Regions from separate parts of the Homo sapiens genome. Here region 1 is linked to region 2. Evidence: chromatin loops called from intact Hi-C (ENCODE). Cell type or tissue: endothelial cell of umbilical vein. All regions are shown on one strand. Links, peaks and the distances in the headings refer to the core of each region. The heading gives the core; the rest is flanking DNA. Region 1 overlaps LAMA3 (laminin subunit alpha 3). Region 2 overlaps ANKRD29 (ankyrin repeat domain 29).

Region 1 (8,000 bases), core at 1-8,000, 92 kb before region 2:
TGTGATCATTCCATACAGTCTAGCTAGTTTACATATAGTTTTGGTCTGTTTCTTCACCATATAGCACAGACACATGTTGTGTCGATAAAGACCATTCTATGGCATCATGTGGTGCCTATTAATCCACTAACTGAGTCAGTCCCCTTTTATTGGACATGAGATTGTTTCCCACTGGATGCTATTTTTATAATGCTTTGGTGAGTATCTTGCATCAGACATTAGAGCATTTATCTCATGAATTCCTTTGGATAAATTCAGAGTAGTAGTTTCATGTCAAAGATAGAAATTTTTTTAATGCAAATATTCTGGGAAGTAACATCAGTACTGAGTTCCCAGAACTTTCGTGTGAATGTGTTTATAGATACTTCACTCCCCAGAAGACATAAGGCAGCCTAAGCTCATTAACAGGGAGAGTGAGAGGATCAATGACAACTTCTCTAGGTAATAATAATAAAATTCCATATCATAGATGATATGTAAATGTAAAGCTCTGGTTCCTCTCCCCAGCCCACAGACTGCCCTTTCCCATGTGATGCCAAACTCTGGTTTTCACCCTTCATGATGAGAAAGATCCCTCTGACGACTTTACAATGGCCTTAATCCTGGGAAGTGGCCAAATGCTGGTCATAATTGTGTGTTGACCCAAAGTTGCATCGTAAGACTCACCAAGGAGGTCACAGTGACCTCCGTTTATCATTTTATCATCTTAACTTCTATCTGTATAGACTGAGAGAACATTCCAGAAGAAAGTGTTTTGTTTCCTAGTGTTGCTGTTCCCTAGTACAGTTTTTATCTTTCTTCCTATTTCTTGGATTTATGTTGACTGCCTACAGCCTACTGAGTGTTTTGGAAGGAAACATATTTAATTCATTTTCTGTTATGTCTGTTATATTTGTGGTGCTAGTTTTATGAAAACCAACAAATGTAAATGTTAGCTTAAAATAGAGCAGAGCTGTCCATGATGATAGCAAGACATATAATTCAGTGGAATAATAAGAAAACAACAGTATTGGAATTCACATTTCCATTTAATTCCATCTTAGTGGAGGACACAGTATATTCTGGGACTTTTAAGCCCCATGGATACAAAAAGAATATGTTCACACAGCTGCTGAGCTTAAGGAGCACACGGTGGATCAGCCTTTACGGCACAGCTTAGCAAGTGCCTCTGAGTAAACAGAAACAGCTCAGAGGGAAGCAGGCAGCCAGGAAGGGTTTCCAGCAGGCAATATTTGAGTTATCTCAGAAAGAAGATAGCCAGACCAGGCAAGGTGGGAAGGAATTCCAAGAACTGTGAATAGCACCAAAATAAGGCCCAGAACCAGGGAACATCATGGAATATCCAGGGAATTACAGTTAGGTCTCTACTGACATAGCATAGGTCTTGCAGGAGAAAGTGCCTTTTAAGATGAGGCTGGCAAAAAGTCTAAGGGCTAGACTGAAGGAGCGTATGTGACATGTTAAGAAACTTGGACCTTATTCCAAAAGTAATAGAAAACCACTAAAGGATACTAATCAGGGAGAACAACACACTGAGATCTTTGTTTTGCGCTGGTAGTAATGAGAAGATTGATTGATAGGTAGACCCTTGGAAGACTGCCAACCTGATTGTTTCTAATCTTTCTCAGCTCACCACTATGGATTCTGTTCCTTTCAGGCTGATTCTAAAACAGGGTAAGCTGAGAGTAGATGCTGGGAAATCAGTTAGAAGACTGGTGGACTAATCATGGGGAGAGCTGCCATGGGTTCCACTACAATAGTGCAGTATCAAGGGGGAGGAGGAGCCAGACTCCAGAGATAATACGGCACAAGACATAATGAGTTTACTAAATGGTAAGTGGGGAGGGAGAGGGAAGTGGAGGGATATGGAAGAGACCGAGAGAGATATTGGGTAAACTGGCTCTTGGAAAGGAGCAGCCCTGATTTGTAACATTTGCTGATTTCCATAGTGTAAATGCTCCCACCATGGCCAATATGAAGCTACTGAGCTGATGTGCCACTTCTAGTCTTGCCCACACAAACCTCCCACACAGAATCTTCCATGCTCTTTCCTCATTCGGGCTGGTTAGAATAAAGATGACCCACGGGGCAACATTGGGAACCCATGTGTTGAAAATGGCAGACCCAATTATGGAAGGAGTTTACGTCTTTGAACCACTGTTTGGAGGGGAACTGCTTAACCAGGATCAGCTGTGTTTGGACATGATGAGAAATATACCTTCATTGTATTTAGCCACAGTATTAATCAGCGTTCTCCAGAGAAACAGAACCAATTGAATGTGTGTATATATACATATATACAGAGAAAGAGAGAGAGACTTTTTTTTTTAATAGAGGCAGGGTCTTACTCTGTCACCCAGGCTGGAGTTCACTGGTGCTATCATAGCTCACTACAGCCTCCAACTCCTGGGCTCAAGCAGTCCTCCCACCTTAGCCTCCTGAGTTGCTAGGACTACAAGTGTGTGCCACCATGCCTGGCTAATTATTTTATTTTTTTATAGAGAGGGGCTTTCACAGTGTTGCCCAGGCTGATCTTGAACTCCTGGCCTCAAGCAATCCTCCCACCTTGGCCTCCCAAAGTGCTGAGATTATAGACATGAGACACTGCACCCAGAATGAGTTTTTCATGTATTAAAAGAAAACACCTGATTTCCAGATTCTTCCTAATGTATAAATTACTTCAAAGCACCCCAAATTAACACTTTGAAGTTACTAAAGGACCATAAAGGATAATATTCTATCCCTAGTAGCCCAGAGGATTTTATTGGCACCTGTTTTTCTACCCACTAATGAATTGTTTGACTTCAAGGGCTGTGCCTCATGATGATGTTCATTAATAACACATTTATTGGCTCATGCCTGTAAACCCAGCACTTTGGGAGGCTGAGGTGGGTGGATCACGAGGTCAAGAAATCAAGATCATCCTGATCAACATGGTGAAACCCCATCACACTAAAAATACAAAAAAATTAGCTGGGTGTGGTGGTCCGTGCCTGTAGTCCCAGCTACTCGGGAGGCTGAGGCAGGAGAATCACTTGAACCTGGGAGGCAGAGGTTGCAGTCAGCCGAGATTGCGCCACTGCACTCCAGCCTGGTGACAGAGTGAGACTCCATCTCAAAAAAAACAAAAACAAAAACAAAAAAACACCATTTATTAATAGCAAAATTGTTCTAAATATAATCTTCTGTATTTTCTAATTTTGTTATAGCTATAAAATACTCTTAAAATGTTGCAGAGAGACTCAAGTGTCATAAATGGAACGAACCGTAATTAATTACAGAGCTAAAACTCTTCCACCCTCACCCAGAGATTTGGTCTCACAGCAATATGTTTCCATTACTACTATACCCTGGGAAAGTTCAGGCTGATGCTGAGTCATCCTTGGTTCATTCTACATTAACTCAGCAAATATTTATTAAACAACTATTGTATGCTAAACACTGTGCAAGATGTTGGAAGCAAAACATCATGTAGTGAACAGAACACAGTGAACAAAACAAGACATAGTCCCTGGCCTCCTGAAGCTTATAGTCTACACAATTCCTCAGGAATCCAGAAAGACTGGGTCAAAACCAAGAGCCATCCACCTTCTGGATTGGGCTGTGTCCACCCGGGGAACCAGCTGAGTCACCCTCCTTAGTGACCTCATCAGCCAACCATCTGTAGAGCCAAGTTAATCTCCAAAGTCCTCAAGCCCCAAAAGTATCAGAAACTAGCCCAGGCTTCCCTCCACATCTGAGTCAGCTACAAAGAATGTTTTGGATTCACCCACCAAAGTCTCATAAAAGTTGAAGGGAATCAGGAAAAAAAAAAAAAAAAAGATTCTAGAATGCAACTACATACTGAATTCACTCTCAGATGATTGGATCCTGTATTTGCATCTGGCTCCTGGGGAGTTCACTGTCTGTGATGAATTCATGAAAAATTAGAAAGGTAGAGTAATGGGGCATTTCTCCTGTGACCTATTAATATTTTTCCTTAAAATTTATAATGCAGTTTCCCCTATTACATTTAACCTTGGAGCTTTAGAAACAATTTCTGAATTTTCTATTTTTTGCATTTTAAATAACATTTTCATAGTATTTGCCTGTGTTAACACCTGCAGGGGGTTTCAGGGTCTCAATCTAGGCTTCCTTTCCTTATTTGTTTATTTATTTATTTAGAGATGGGGTCTCACTGAGTTGCCCAGGCTGGATTTAACTCCTGTGCTCAAGTGATCCTCGTGCCTCTGCCTCCTGAGTGGTTGGGGCTGCAGGTATGAACCACTATGTCCATCTGGACTCTCTTTCTTCTGTCTTAGTTTGGGCCCTCTCTAAAGCCCTGAGGCAAAGACTTGAGTAGAGGTAGTTTATTTAAGAGTTGACCTCAAGAAGCACAAACTGGGAAGAGAGGAACATAAGGGAGGGAGAAAAGCCAAAAATCAATGTGTTAATGAGTAGGCTGCCACCAGAGCAACCCAACCACGGCTCCATCCTACCAGGGACACTCTGAGGAATTATGTAGAAGGCACTTTAGAACTGGCCCATTGAGAGGCAGGGAAATGCGGTATTTTCCCACCAACTATCATCCCTCTTGGGATGAGGATTGCCCCTTGGGGCATTAAGTGCTGGGCTTGCAGGCTGCTCTAGACACAGCTTTTAGAAGCCTCTGTAAATCTAGAAAGAGCCTTCAGGCAGGAAGCAAAGTCAGATGCAGGCCCTTGAGATGGGACAAGGGAACAGGTGTGGGAACTATCCATCCCAGCTGCCACTCAGAGGGGGACCAGGGAGCTGTGGACATCACAGCCTTTGCCTCTACGAGGCCCAAAGGACCATCTCAGCAGCTCTGCTCCTGCAGCCACATCTGCTGTCTCCAGGCCTCACTCCCCCGCAGCCCTGCAGAGCAGGGGCAACGTCACCTTCTCTCCTCACACCTCCATCCTCTGAAGCCAACACTCAGTCCTTTTCAGGGCTTGATGTTGGGGGTGAGGGATTGTCTTTGTTTATTTTTACTACTAACAGGTTTAAATAACAAAATAATACTCTTGGAAACATTACACATTGCATACAAGCCTCAAAATTCTTCAGATAATTTTGTTGTTGTTCCCTGGAACACAATGAGTCAGGCTTGCTCTGCGGGGGCTGAAGTCATGGACCATAGGAACTCCCTCCGCACCCACCTCCTCATGTTTTTCTCTATACCTCACCCTGGGGAGGGAGCTGGAAGGTGAACATAGGGAGCCCATAGAATAGAACTCTGGAGTTTGGATTCTGGAGGAAGTCCAGAGTGTATATGTAGATCCCACCACTACACCTTCCGATCTCACGGGAGAGATCTCCAAAGCCCATGCCCTACCAGGAATCCAGGCAGAACAAAGCTTCCTAGATTCCAAAGATTCTCCTTTTAAAAACTGGACATCTACATGCTTTAAATGTAAAAATGAACTCATTATATCTGGCCAGATGATACAAAAGCTTCCTGAAAGACATCGTGTTCTCATTCTATAGCCTGAAACTACTGCATAATGTATAATTAAATGAACTTGAACAACCCCGGAAAGTATGATGCCTCTAGTGAATCACAGAACTGTCCTACATTTACCACGTTTTAAGGGGAAACTGTCCTTTAAGATCAAGTCTGTGGACCAGGCACGGTGACTCATGCCTGTAATCCCAGCACTTTGGGAGGCCGAGATGGGTGGATCACAAGGTCAGGAGTTCGAGACCAGCCTGGCCAACATGGTGAAACCCTGTCTCTACTAAAAAAAAAAAAAAAAAAAAAAAAAAAAAATTTAGCCAGGCATGGTGGTGGGCACCTGTAATCCCAGCTATTTGGGAGGCTGAGGTAAGGCAATCACTTGAACCTGGGAGACGGAGGTTGCAGTGAGCTGATATCACGCCACTGCACTCCAGCTTGGGTGACAGAGTGAGACTCTGTCTCAAAAAAAAAAAAAAAAAAAAAAAAAAAAGATCAAGTCCAGAAGGTAATGTTTTTATTTGTCAAACTTATTGGCCAAAAAAATAACAATGAAAAACACCAACTAGTCTAAAAGAAAACAAGACCCTCACAACAGCATAAGCTGTCAAATTGACAACAGCACATCAAAATCAAATTTCAGTTCTTAGCAGGTGAAGTGATTTTGTAGTAACAAATTTATGATCTGCATTTTATTTCTCAACCATGCCTCAAAATTCCCACTTCTCTCCCTCTAAGGTCTTAATGTTACTATTAATTATGAAATCTAACCTCTCAGTGACATTCTCATGGTTAATTCCAGCAAAAGGAAGAAAACACAGATCTTACCAATGGGGCAAAAAATAGGAATCTTACAAGACACAACATGCTTGTTAAAACATGTCATGCTCCAACACAGAAGAGGAAAGAAATGTCTTCAGTCTGACATAACTGATCATGCTTTTCCTGCTCCTAGACTTTCTTAGAATATTTTCTACAGTATTATAGGTAGTGTTTTCTAGAGGCACAAATGTGATCAGTCTGTTCTTTTTAATGAGAGTTTATTAAAGTTCACTTTATTTTATTAAATAAAAAATACGACTGCTCTAAAGAAGTTTTAAATGAAGCAATTAACTCATTTAGAACTCATAATAATCTTATGAGGGATGCACAATTATCTCATTTTATAAATGAGGAAACTGAGGCAGGGAGCAGAAAAATATATTTGTTAAGGCCACACAGCAAGTGAGCAGAGCAATCAGGACAAACTGGCCAGGCTGACTCCAGAACCCACATTCTCAGCAGCCTCGCAGAGCAGAGCGGGTGGGTGGACACAGGCCTTATGCATATGCATGCCATGACTCACGTTTGTCAGCAACCAGCAAAGTACTGAACTGTTCCTATGTTGATGTTTTCTTAATTGTCTTAATTAGGGAATTTTTCAGTACATCAAAAGGAGGCTTTTAAAGTAGGTTTAAAAAAAAAGTTCTAAAGAAAAAAGAACAAGCCAGCAGACATGGGTAAGTTCAGTATGGGTCATTTTGAAGGATTAAAATTCCCTGTTACCTATAAAAACCCTCAGTTAAATAAGCGATATAGGCCAGTCACGGTGGCTTACGCCTGTAATCTTAGTACTTTGGGAGGCCTAGGTGGGCGGATTGCCTGAGCTCAGTAATTCAAGACCAGCCTGGGCAACATGGTGAAACCCTGTCTCTACTTAAAATACAAAAAGTTAGCCAGGCATGGTGGCACATGCCTGTAGTCCCAGCTACTTGGGAGGCTGACGCACCAGAATCACTTGAGCGTGGGAGGCAGAGGTTGCAGTAAGCCGAGATTGCACCACTGCACTTCAGCCTGAGCAATAGAGTGAGACCCTGTCTAAAAAAAAAAAAATCGATATGGTAGGTAATTCTTGGTTAGTATTGTCAGAAGCTACTGAATGAATGCTAGTGGTTAGGTATCAGAGGGATAAGACTAACTTATAGTTGAAAGGAGGCTTATTAGAGTCTTTTGAACCATGAAGGCTCTCTGTGAATTCCTGCAGACACAAATTAATGGTGAAAATATTCTCAGGAGAGGTCTAATTTAGCACAACACATGGACTAAAGAGGTTGAAAGCCCTTCTGTCACAAAACTGCCCAATCGAAATGAAAAGAACACATTCATTCTAAGAAATCTCAGTATCATTCCATTTCTATGCTATGGGATGCATTTACCTTTTTCTTTCTTTCAAGTAGTATTTTTTATATGAACTGTACTCTATGCTTAACTGTTCCCAGCAAAAAGAATAGTATAAACATTAATATTAGTATTAGCATTAGTTTTAGTATTAGTATCAACATAACAAACTCAGTTATGAAAATGTTCTAATAATAGCTACAGTCTTCTTCCTGCTGTTTACGTTACCATCTGCACACAAGCACACAAGCATGTTGCTATCTCTATCATAAACAAAGAAATCTCTTTACCTGGCTTTTCAATGATTCTCCTCCATTTCTTTTTGCCCCATTGAGCAGAACTCTTAAAATTGATTTCTGTATTAGGTACTTCAATTCCTCTCACATTC
Region 2 (9,255 bases), core at 609-8,608:
TCCACGTGACACACGTGGCTGGACTTGCAGGGAAACATGTCTTATATTTTTGCTTGAGGTTAGTGTTCCCAATGGGAGGTGTGGTAATTAGCTGGGTTTGCTAGGTGTTTTCCTCTAGGGTGTGCTCTGGTTTTCCACCGTGGTCTGAAAACAATGAAGCTCACCCTGCGCTGCGAATGTTGTCAGGCTGAAGGGAGCATCCGGGGATCATGCTCTCAGCTGATCCACACGTCTGCCGAAAGCACCGAGTGACATGTGTCCAAGAAAACAGAAATGCCCAGAAGGCATAGATACTCAGTTAAGACGAAAACTAAAGAGCACTGGAAAAGGGGCACTTGCTCTGGGCTTTATGCAGGAGTGCTTTTTTGTGTTTATAGGTGTTGTTGGTGTCTGCTGGGCTGGCAGAGAGCCACTTTGTGGAGATGGTTTCTAGGGCAGTTGTATTGAAAACATCTTTCAGGGTTCTTTTGTGTTTTGTCTTGTTTTGTCTTGTTTTGTTTTAGAGACAGGGTCATCTGGATATGGTGGCTCATGCCTGTAATCCTAGTGCTTTGGGAGGCAGAGGCAGGAGGATCGCTTGAGCCCAAGAGTTCGAGACCAGCCTGGGCAACATAGCAAGACCCTGTCTCTACTATAAATTTTTTTAAAAAATTAACTGGATGTGGTGATGCACGCCTGTAGTCCCAACAACTCAGGAGGCTGAGGTGGGAGGATCGCTTGAGCTGAGGAAGTTGACGCTGCATTGAGCTGTGGTCGTACCACTACACTCAAGGTCTGAGTGACAGAGGGAGACCCTGTCTCAAAAAAAAAAAAAAAGAAGAGAGAGAGAGACAAGGTCTTGCTATGTTTCCAGGGCTGGTCTTGAACTCCTGGGCTCAAGCAATCCCCCTGCCTCAGCCTCTTGAGTAGTTGGGACCACAGGTGTATGCCATCGTACCCAGCTGCATATTGTATCTTAATTCTTGCAGAACCCTCATGTTGGGGGAACAAGGATAAGGGGACAAGAAAGAGAAAAGGGTAGGAAAGATCTAATTAAAAGGACACCTTTTACTCTCAATTTTTTTTTCTTTTTTTTCTTTTTTTTTTTTTTTGAGACAGGGTCTCACTTTGTTCCCTAAGCCTGGAGTGCAATGGCCCAAACATGGCTCACTGTAACCTCAACTTCCCAGGCTCAAGTGATCCTCCTGCCTCAGTGCCCCCAAGTAGCTGGGACTATAAGCACATGCCACCTCGCCCAGCTAATTAAAAAAAAAAAGAATTTTTAGAAATTTAAAAATATATTAAAAATAAATTTTTTAAAAATGAGGTTTGGGGGATTTGTATATCTAACATTTGGCTCTTCATTGACAAAAAGGTGGAAACCTACAAAGAGATGGAGATGGAAAATTATATTAAATGTGTATATTTTAAATCTAATTTATTTTATTTTATTTATTTTGAGACAGAGTCTCACTCTGTTGCCCAGGCTGGAATGCAGTGATGCAATCTTGGCTCACTGTAACCTCCACCTCCTGGGTTCAAGAGATTCTTCTGCCTCAGCCTCCCGAGTACCTGGGATTACAGGTATGCAGCACCACACCTGGCTAATTTTTGTATTTTTATTTGTTTTTTGTTTTTTGATTTTTTGTTTTTTGAGGAGGAGTTTTGCTCTTTTGCCCAGGCTGGAATGAAGTGGCGCGATCTCAGCTCACTGCAACCTCTGCCTCCAGGTGCAAGCGATTCTCCTGCCTCAGCCTCCGGAGTAGCTGGGATTATAGGTGCCCGCCACCACGCCTGGCTAATTATTTTGTATTTTTAGTAGAGATGGGGTATCGCCCTGTTGGCCAGGCTGGTCTCGAACTCCGGATGTCAGGTGATCCACCTGCCTCGGCCTCCCAAAGTGCTAGGATTACAGGCGTGAGCCGCCGTGCCCAGCCTAATTTTTGTGTTTTTAGCAGAGACGGGATTTCACCATATTGGCCAGGCTGGTCTCTATCTCCTGGATTCACCTACCTAGGCCTCCCAAAGTGCTGTGATTACAGGCATGAGCCACTGCACCCGCCCTAATTTCTTTTAAAATAAGTGTGAAAGATAATGTTTTTAATGCTTTTAATTTGTTCTCTCTCAGGATGGAGCCACTGCCCTCTTCCTAGCTGCCCAAGGTGGTTACTTGGATGTTATTCGATTACTGCTGGCTTCAGGAGCAAAAGTCAACCAGCCAAGGCAGGTAATGTCCACTGTTGACATTTGCCCGAGCACATGGCGCATGGGGCAGGGAGGGCTGGGTGTCCGCTGGCAGCACATACCTGAGATAACCAGTAAGCTCAAGGCATCCTTTAAACCCTTCTGCTTCTGTGATGAAAAGTTAATCTTTGATTAGGGTATCTCCTGTTCTATGCTCTGAGCTGGCCTGAAAGCCTATGAAACCAAGCTGACATCACAGTTCAGTACTTTCAAAACTTAAGTATTTGATGTCTGAGGTCAAGTACACAAGTACACACTCTGCCACCTCCTGTGCAAACAAATTATGGCTGCACTGATCTAATGAGTGCAGGCTGGCCTGGGACATAGGTAAACAGATGTGGGCCAAGTAGCCTGGCCCCTGCTGATAATGCTGCCTTACTACCTGCCCACCACTTCTTCCACCAAGCCAAAGAGGAGCCCATGCCGTTGGAATCATTAGGAGGTTCTGCACCTTCATCTCTCACAATTGTTATGCTGTTGAGACTTCATTTACCAACAGCAAGCTAACAGCTAGCAATTCAATTAACTGAAAGTAAAAGAACAGAAATGTAGTCTGGGAGTGGTGGCTCATGCCTATAATCCCAGCACCCTGGGAGGCCGAGGCAGGAGGATCACTTGAGGCCAGGAGTTTGAGGCCAGCCTGGCCAACATGATGAAACCCCGTCTCTACTAAAAATACAAAAATTAGCCAGGCGCGGTGGCGCATGCCTGTAATCCCAGCTACTTGGGAGGCTGAGGCAGGAGAATCACTTGAACCTGGGAAGCAGAAGTTGCAATGAGCCGAGATCGCGCCTCTGCACTCCAGTCTTGGCAATAGAACAAGACTCTGTCTCAAAAAAAGAGTAATGATTTTTAAAAAGAAGAAAAAAGAACAGAAATGCAAGATTATACAGGCAGCACTTTATAAACAGTGAAGAACCTTCCAAATGTACAGTATTATAATTAGCTTCTCTTGTGTAGGTACTATTTTTGTCCAGATTAACTTTTTTTTTTTTTTTTTTTGAGACAGCGTCTTGCTCTGTCATCCAGGCTGGAGTGTGGTGGCATGATCTCGACCCATTGTAACCTTCGCCTCCTGGGTTCTTGTGCCTCAGCCTCCCAAATAGCTAGGATTACAGGTGCATGCCACCATGCCCAGCTAATTTTTGTATTTTTAGTAGAGATACATTTTGGTAGAGAGCCATGTTGCCCAGGCTGGTCTCGAACTCCTGGCCTCAAGTGATCCACACACCTTGGGCTCCCAAAGTGCTGGGGTTACAAGTGTGAGCCACCATGCCTGGCACCAGATTAATTTATTTTTAACAAAACATTTCGAATTAAGGAAACATTACTATAAAGGTAGTTTCCTAGGAAAAAGTCAAGCTGATTTCATACCCAGGCACATCTCCACTGTACTATGACCTGATACAGGAATGCCTCTCTGTGTTCACATAATGAATAGCTATGAGAACTTTAAGGTTGGTCTGAGCTCTTGGACACAGGTTTCTCTGGTCTTTAGAAGCCCAAGCACATAAGGAGCCTGAGAAAAATAAAGAGCCTTTGGGCAGAGTGGTTTGAAGTCAGGAAAGCAAAGTGGTTTTGAGGTCAGGAATCCCAAGTTCTCAATCCATCTCTGCCAATAATTTGAGCTGTGTGGTTTTGAACAAGTGAATCAACCTCTCTGGGCCTGACTTTCATCATTGAAAATTAGGAGGCTGAGCAGCATGAGCCTGATGATCTCTTCAAATGCCCACATTTTAAATAATTGTTTTATTCAACATTCAATCAATATTTCTTGAGTACTTACCATGTGCCAGACATTGTAATCAATGTAATGTATCAATGTAAGGTTATATTTTTAGAATTGTAAAGTTATTCTTAGGTGGCCCCAGGAATACTCCTGGGAAAGGAAGCAGTTTCAAAAAAACTTTTACTTTCGTCCTGCTAGAGTTGACTTTCGAGGACTGGAGTTTAATATTTTCGTATTGGTCCTTCTTATTTTGTTATTGTTGATTGATTCTGAATCAGATGATTCATTTTACTAAAATTAGTAAAAGGAATTGGTTATTTTTAGATTGCCTAAGTTTGATTTGGGGGCCATTATTGAAGATACCACTGTGAATTTAGAATGTGAGGTTATCAAGATTATCAAGTCTCTCTATTAGTACATCCTTCCAAAATAATTTCTGGCACTTTGAATTTTATTCTTTATATGCCTAAAGTACTGCTTGTAAAAAACCAAGTCGATATAAGAGATTATATTTCAAATGTTGCATGAGCCATGCCCACTTAAACCTAAAATGAGTCATGCCGTGATGTTGAAGCCAAGAAGTTAAAGAGTAAACCAACATTGCAGCAGTAGCCACAACACGCCATAGCTGTTTTTTCTTCCTCAAGAGTTAGGATAACCTGGTCAAAGTGGATGACCTAGTCTTTGAGTGCAGGGATCCACCCTCTGGTCAAGGAGCAAGTGCTACAACTTCTAAAGACTGCATCTAATGAAATTGTTTTGAATTATTTTGAGTTCAGCCCTAAAAGAATTGTTATTCAGGAAAAGGGTGTCTTATAAAATAAGAATTGCTTTGGGGAAAAAAGGCAATGGAATTTTTCCTTTTTACAGAGTACACTCACCCCATTGTGCCCTCAAATCATAATAATTTTTATTACCTACTGTGAGCTTATAATTAGAGGTTGTTATCTATCCAGGTCAGACTAGCTCAAGTTCCGTCTTCTCTGAAAGTGTAAACTCTGCATATTTATTATGTTCCAAGAAAACAGTGCCATGCCTGCACATGGCCTGCACATGGCCTACCTATATTCTATAGGTAGAGCATTTGGAAACCAATGTTTTATTCTGAAATCTCAGCTGACACATTGAGTCATTATTGGAAAATCCTTGAATTTACAAAATGAGGACAGGAATACCTGCCTGGTTTAATTTCCTAATACTTTTGGCTAAATCTGATTTGTAATTGTTGCACTGACATTCTATGAAGCCCTACCATTTTATTACGGTATCCTGTAACAGGATGTTGACAAAGTTACATTGAAATTACTCAGCTGACATTTGATATGAGCTTCAGGGAATCTGAACGGTAGTGGGATGACTTTTCTTTGTAACTCTATCACTGAGAACTAAATGAAGACCTTTTTAGTACTTTGGGATGAGGAATCATAATCCCAAATCTAGTCATAGCCAGACAGTAGGAAGACTATGTTCTTGATTTGAAACTTCAAAAAATATTTTCCTTCCATATTGTCCTAAGCCAAAAGGTCAAGAGTCACAGAGATCATTGAAATATAGATTTCACTCTAACAATTCATTTTCATTTCTTTCCACGTGTCCTCACCAAGTTGAGTTGCTATGAGTCAGACCTTTTTAATCACTAGCTGAGTGGCTATTTCTATTTTTCTATTAACCAAATGCCTCGACATATATTTTCCCAACTCCACTCACCCACCTTATTAAAACAATACTTTAATAGAATGCAAAGGTCTGATCCTGTTAACCCAGAGCTGAGGTTAGTCAGTTAACTCATCTCTATCTAGTCTTTTTCATGTGCTAAACAGTATTTCTTTGAAGGCTGGAGGAAAAGTCATCTAATAAAGTGCCATCTCCTAACAGAAGCCTTGACTTGTACACAGAGTAGCTGGACCCAGAAATTAAACGTTCTCCCAGGTCGGAAGCTTAGAGGGGTGAATCCATCAATGGCAGTGGGAGAAGGAGCCAAAAGATTAGCGTAGAATCCTGGGGGTTTGGAAATGGGAACAGACAGCCATAGGAAGTCCTTGCTGCTTGGCAAGGGCAGGGACTCTGTCTTGTTTCGTTTGCACATGGTACACACTCAGAAAAAGTGTATCGACTGCCAGAAGATCCCCATGGCTGGTGCAGAGCAGGTCTGGAAGCCTGCAGCATTTAGTGATCAGTGCCTGAGAGTTAGAAGAAGGCTCCAGATATAGGGCCCAGACTCATAAGCATAAGCCCCAGGAAGACTGTAAGAGGCAGCTAGGGAGCAGACCCAGATTTTTTGGGTGGAGAGCAGCTTGGAAATTATGGGGATATAGATATCTTAAAATGAAACAGAGGCCCCATTTTGCTTATTAACTGTGTGACCTTAGCAGGTTGCCTACTGTCCCTGAGTCTCAGTATTTTAGGACTACTGTGATAATTAAATAAAATAATCCCTGCAAAACTCTTAATGCAGTAGCTGATACACACCCAGTGCAATGTTAGGTATTGCTGTTATTATCATTCCTATTCCAACCAGGCCTCATTGGAACAGAAAACCCATCAGAAATCAAGGCTGCACTTTCTCTAGTGAGTCGTGTGTTCTCTGTCATCTCAAAGTCTCTTCATATCTCTGTTTCTCCCCACTCCTTTCTTTTTTTACCAGTTTTGTCTGCTTACTTATCTTGTATGTGGTCCCCAGGTTTATGGATCAGACTGCCAACCTCTGGGAATAGCCATGTCATTGTCACAGCTCATCTTTGTGCACCAGGCCACAGTGACTGGCTGGCCTGCCTATCCTCAGTCCCATCACCCTTGACTGGGGAGGATAGAGTCAGACCATGGGCAATGCAGCATCTGGTAAAATCTCTTACAGACCCATTTGCTGGGCCAGGCACACGGTGCAAGGGACAATCATAAGAAATAGGCTCCAGGGCAGGGTAGGGTGGGTAAGAAAATTATCTCAATATTGAACTCCCTCTGCCACGGGCAGGATTCCTCACAGCTCTTGGACTCCCAACTTCAAATAGAATTGGTCCCCAAGACTTTCTGACTGGCCTAACCCTGTAGGTAGAAGTAACCCAAGTGTGACGGCTGGAAATCGTAGAAGCAAAGAGCTAGTGCCGCTTCAGATACTCATTCCCACAGAAGAGGATGGTTTTAGTTCTTTTTTCCAAATACTCTCAGGAGCCTACATAAGACCATACAAGGTTAGTCTCTAATACAGGTTGTGTCATATACTCCATCTCATGCTGTGATCTGGCTGTAAAAGTGATCTCGAATGAAATGAGGGAATAACAGAGTTGGAGGAAACTATAAAACTCACTCTATTTAGCCATCCATCGGTACTCGAATCCTTTCTATGATAATCAGCTACTGTTGAACACCTCTAGGCATGGAGAACTCACTCCTCTCTGATCAGTTTCTTTGGTCTTAGCCAACACTCATTAAACTTTTATACATTGACCCCAAGTCTCCATGCAGCTTTCACCCATCTGTCTTCTTTCTATCACTTGGTCTGAAAAATTGGTCTAAATCCTTTTCTACTTGATATACACACACATAGTAAAAGACAGCTATCATAACCCCATGAATCTCATTCTTCTTCAGGCTAAATGTTCTATTACCTTTTTTTTTTTTTTTTTTTTTTTTTTTTTTTTTTGAGATGGAGTCTCACTCTGTCGCCCAGGCTGGAGTGCAGAGGCATGATCTTGGCTCACTGCAACATCTGCCTCCCGGGCTCAAGTGATTCTCCTGCCTCAGAATCCTGAGTTGCTGGGACTACAGGCATGCACCACCACACCCGGCTAACTTTTGTATTTTTAGTTGAGACAGAGTTTTGCCATATTGGCCAGGCTAGTCTCAAACTCCAGGCCTCAAGTGATTTGCCCCACCTCGGCCTCCCAAAGTGCTGGGATTACAGGTGTGAACCACCATGCCTGGCCATTACCTTTTTAAAAAAAGTGCTGTAGAGGTTATAACTTCACAATGATTTCTTTGATTTAATATCAAAGTATTAAAAATATCAAAGTATATGGAAGTATTCAAAAGCCTATTTGAATATTTTTAAATGTTTTTTCACATTTTGGTACATTCCAAAACTCTACAAAAAGGAGCTAAATTGACTTACTTTTCATCATTTTCAAAATTATTTTTATATGTTTAATTTAAAAAAATATATAAAATCGCCAGACGCGGTGGCTAACACCTGTAATCCCAGCACTTTGGGAGGCCGAGGCGGGCAGATTACAAGATCAGGAGATCGAGACCAACCTGCCTAACACGGTGAAACCCCATCTCTACTAAAAATAAAAAAAAATTAGCCGGGCGTGGTGGTGGGCACCTGTAGTCCCAGCTACTCGGGAGGCTGAGGCAGGAGAATGGCGTGAACCCGGGAGGCGGAGCTTGCAGTGAGCCAAGATTGTGCCACTGCACTCCAGCCTGGGCGACAGAGCAAGACTCCGTCTCAAAAAAAAAAAACATATGAAATCATTGTTCTTTTTTTTATAGAGATGGGGGCCTCACTGTGTTGCTGAGGCTGATCTTGAACTCCTGGGCTCAAGCCATCCTCCCGCCTTGGCCCCCCAAAGTGCTGGGATTACAGGTGTGAGCCACTGCACCCCATCATTTTCATGATGAAAATGAAGGCTCTAACCATTATACCAGAAGGAAAAAATAAGAGAAAACAGAAATTAAGGTGTACAAAAGAGGAAAACCTCTCCTAATTCATAAACTAAATAATCAACTGATAGGTAATCTGATTTGACAATAATGCTCTAACTCACATGCAACTCCCTGGGCTCCAAAATCAGATTTGGAGATGTAATGACTAGTAATGAAATACACAGGCGGCCCCCAAATCTCATTTTCCCACTCATTCCTACCTGCTCACAGTCAGTTATCTCACAGGGTCGATGGAAGAATCAAATTAAAAAGCATATGGAAGTATTTTGTGAACAAAAGTACAAATTAAGGGGCGTATTGTTTCTCATGATAAATACTACTCAGATGCAATTAACATTTCCTAAGCATCTGTGAGCCAGTGCTCATGCTCACCACCTTTGTATATGTTTTCTCACTTATCTCTGCGAAGCTAATAATTTTTCCTAAGAGGACACTCACTCAGGCTGAGATGATTTGCCTAAGGTCTTACAGCCAGGAAGAACTGATTGCTTTTTCCACCTCCCATGACTATTCCAATTAAGATGATATATTTGATGAGTGTTATCATTGATGTTCTAAATTGATAATAATAATTTTTTGGCCAGGCACAGTGGCTCATGCTTGTAATCCCAGCACTGTGGGAGACCAAGGCGGGTGGATCA

What was found. Peaks named below come from ENCODE experiments on the same cell type or tissue, not always from the same donor. Only the 100,000 strongest peaks of a DNase experiment are listed, where the experiment ranks them.
Region 1: a loop joins it to region 2, with 3 times the contacts of the local background. A loop is called at or near these places in 73 of 110 quality-filtered maps.

Annotation. Positions count from the first base shown.
Region 1 is chr18:23,715,491-23,723,490 of GRCh38, reverse strand. All of the region lies in intron 2 of LAMA3 (laminin subunit alpha 3), which reads right to left. Among named protein-coding and RNA genes, the nearest start is that of LAMA3, 30 kb to the right of the region's middle. RefSeq lists enhancers at 2,522-3,022, 3,023-3,523. In endothelial cell of umbilical vein, for the core only: no CTCF peak of the experiment used is centred there; a DNase peak (open chromatin) is centred at 3,550; H3K27ac peaks cover 2,923 bases.
Region 2 is chr18:23,622,804-23,632,058 of GRCh38, reverse strand. ANKRD29 (ankyrin repeat domain 29) reads left to right here. Exons shown (of 10, transcript NM_173505.4): 6 at 2,108-2,206. Among named protein-coding and RNA genes, the nearest start is that of ANKRD29, 35 kb to the left of the region's middle. In endothelial cell of umbilical vein, for the core only: no CTCF peak of the experiment used is centred there; DNase peaks (open chromatin) are centred at 4,628 and 5,348; H3K27ac peaks cover 1,606 bases; H3K27me3 peaks cover 226 bases.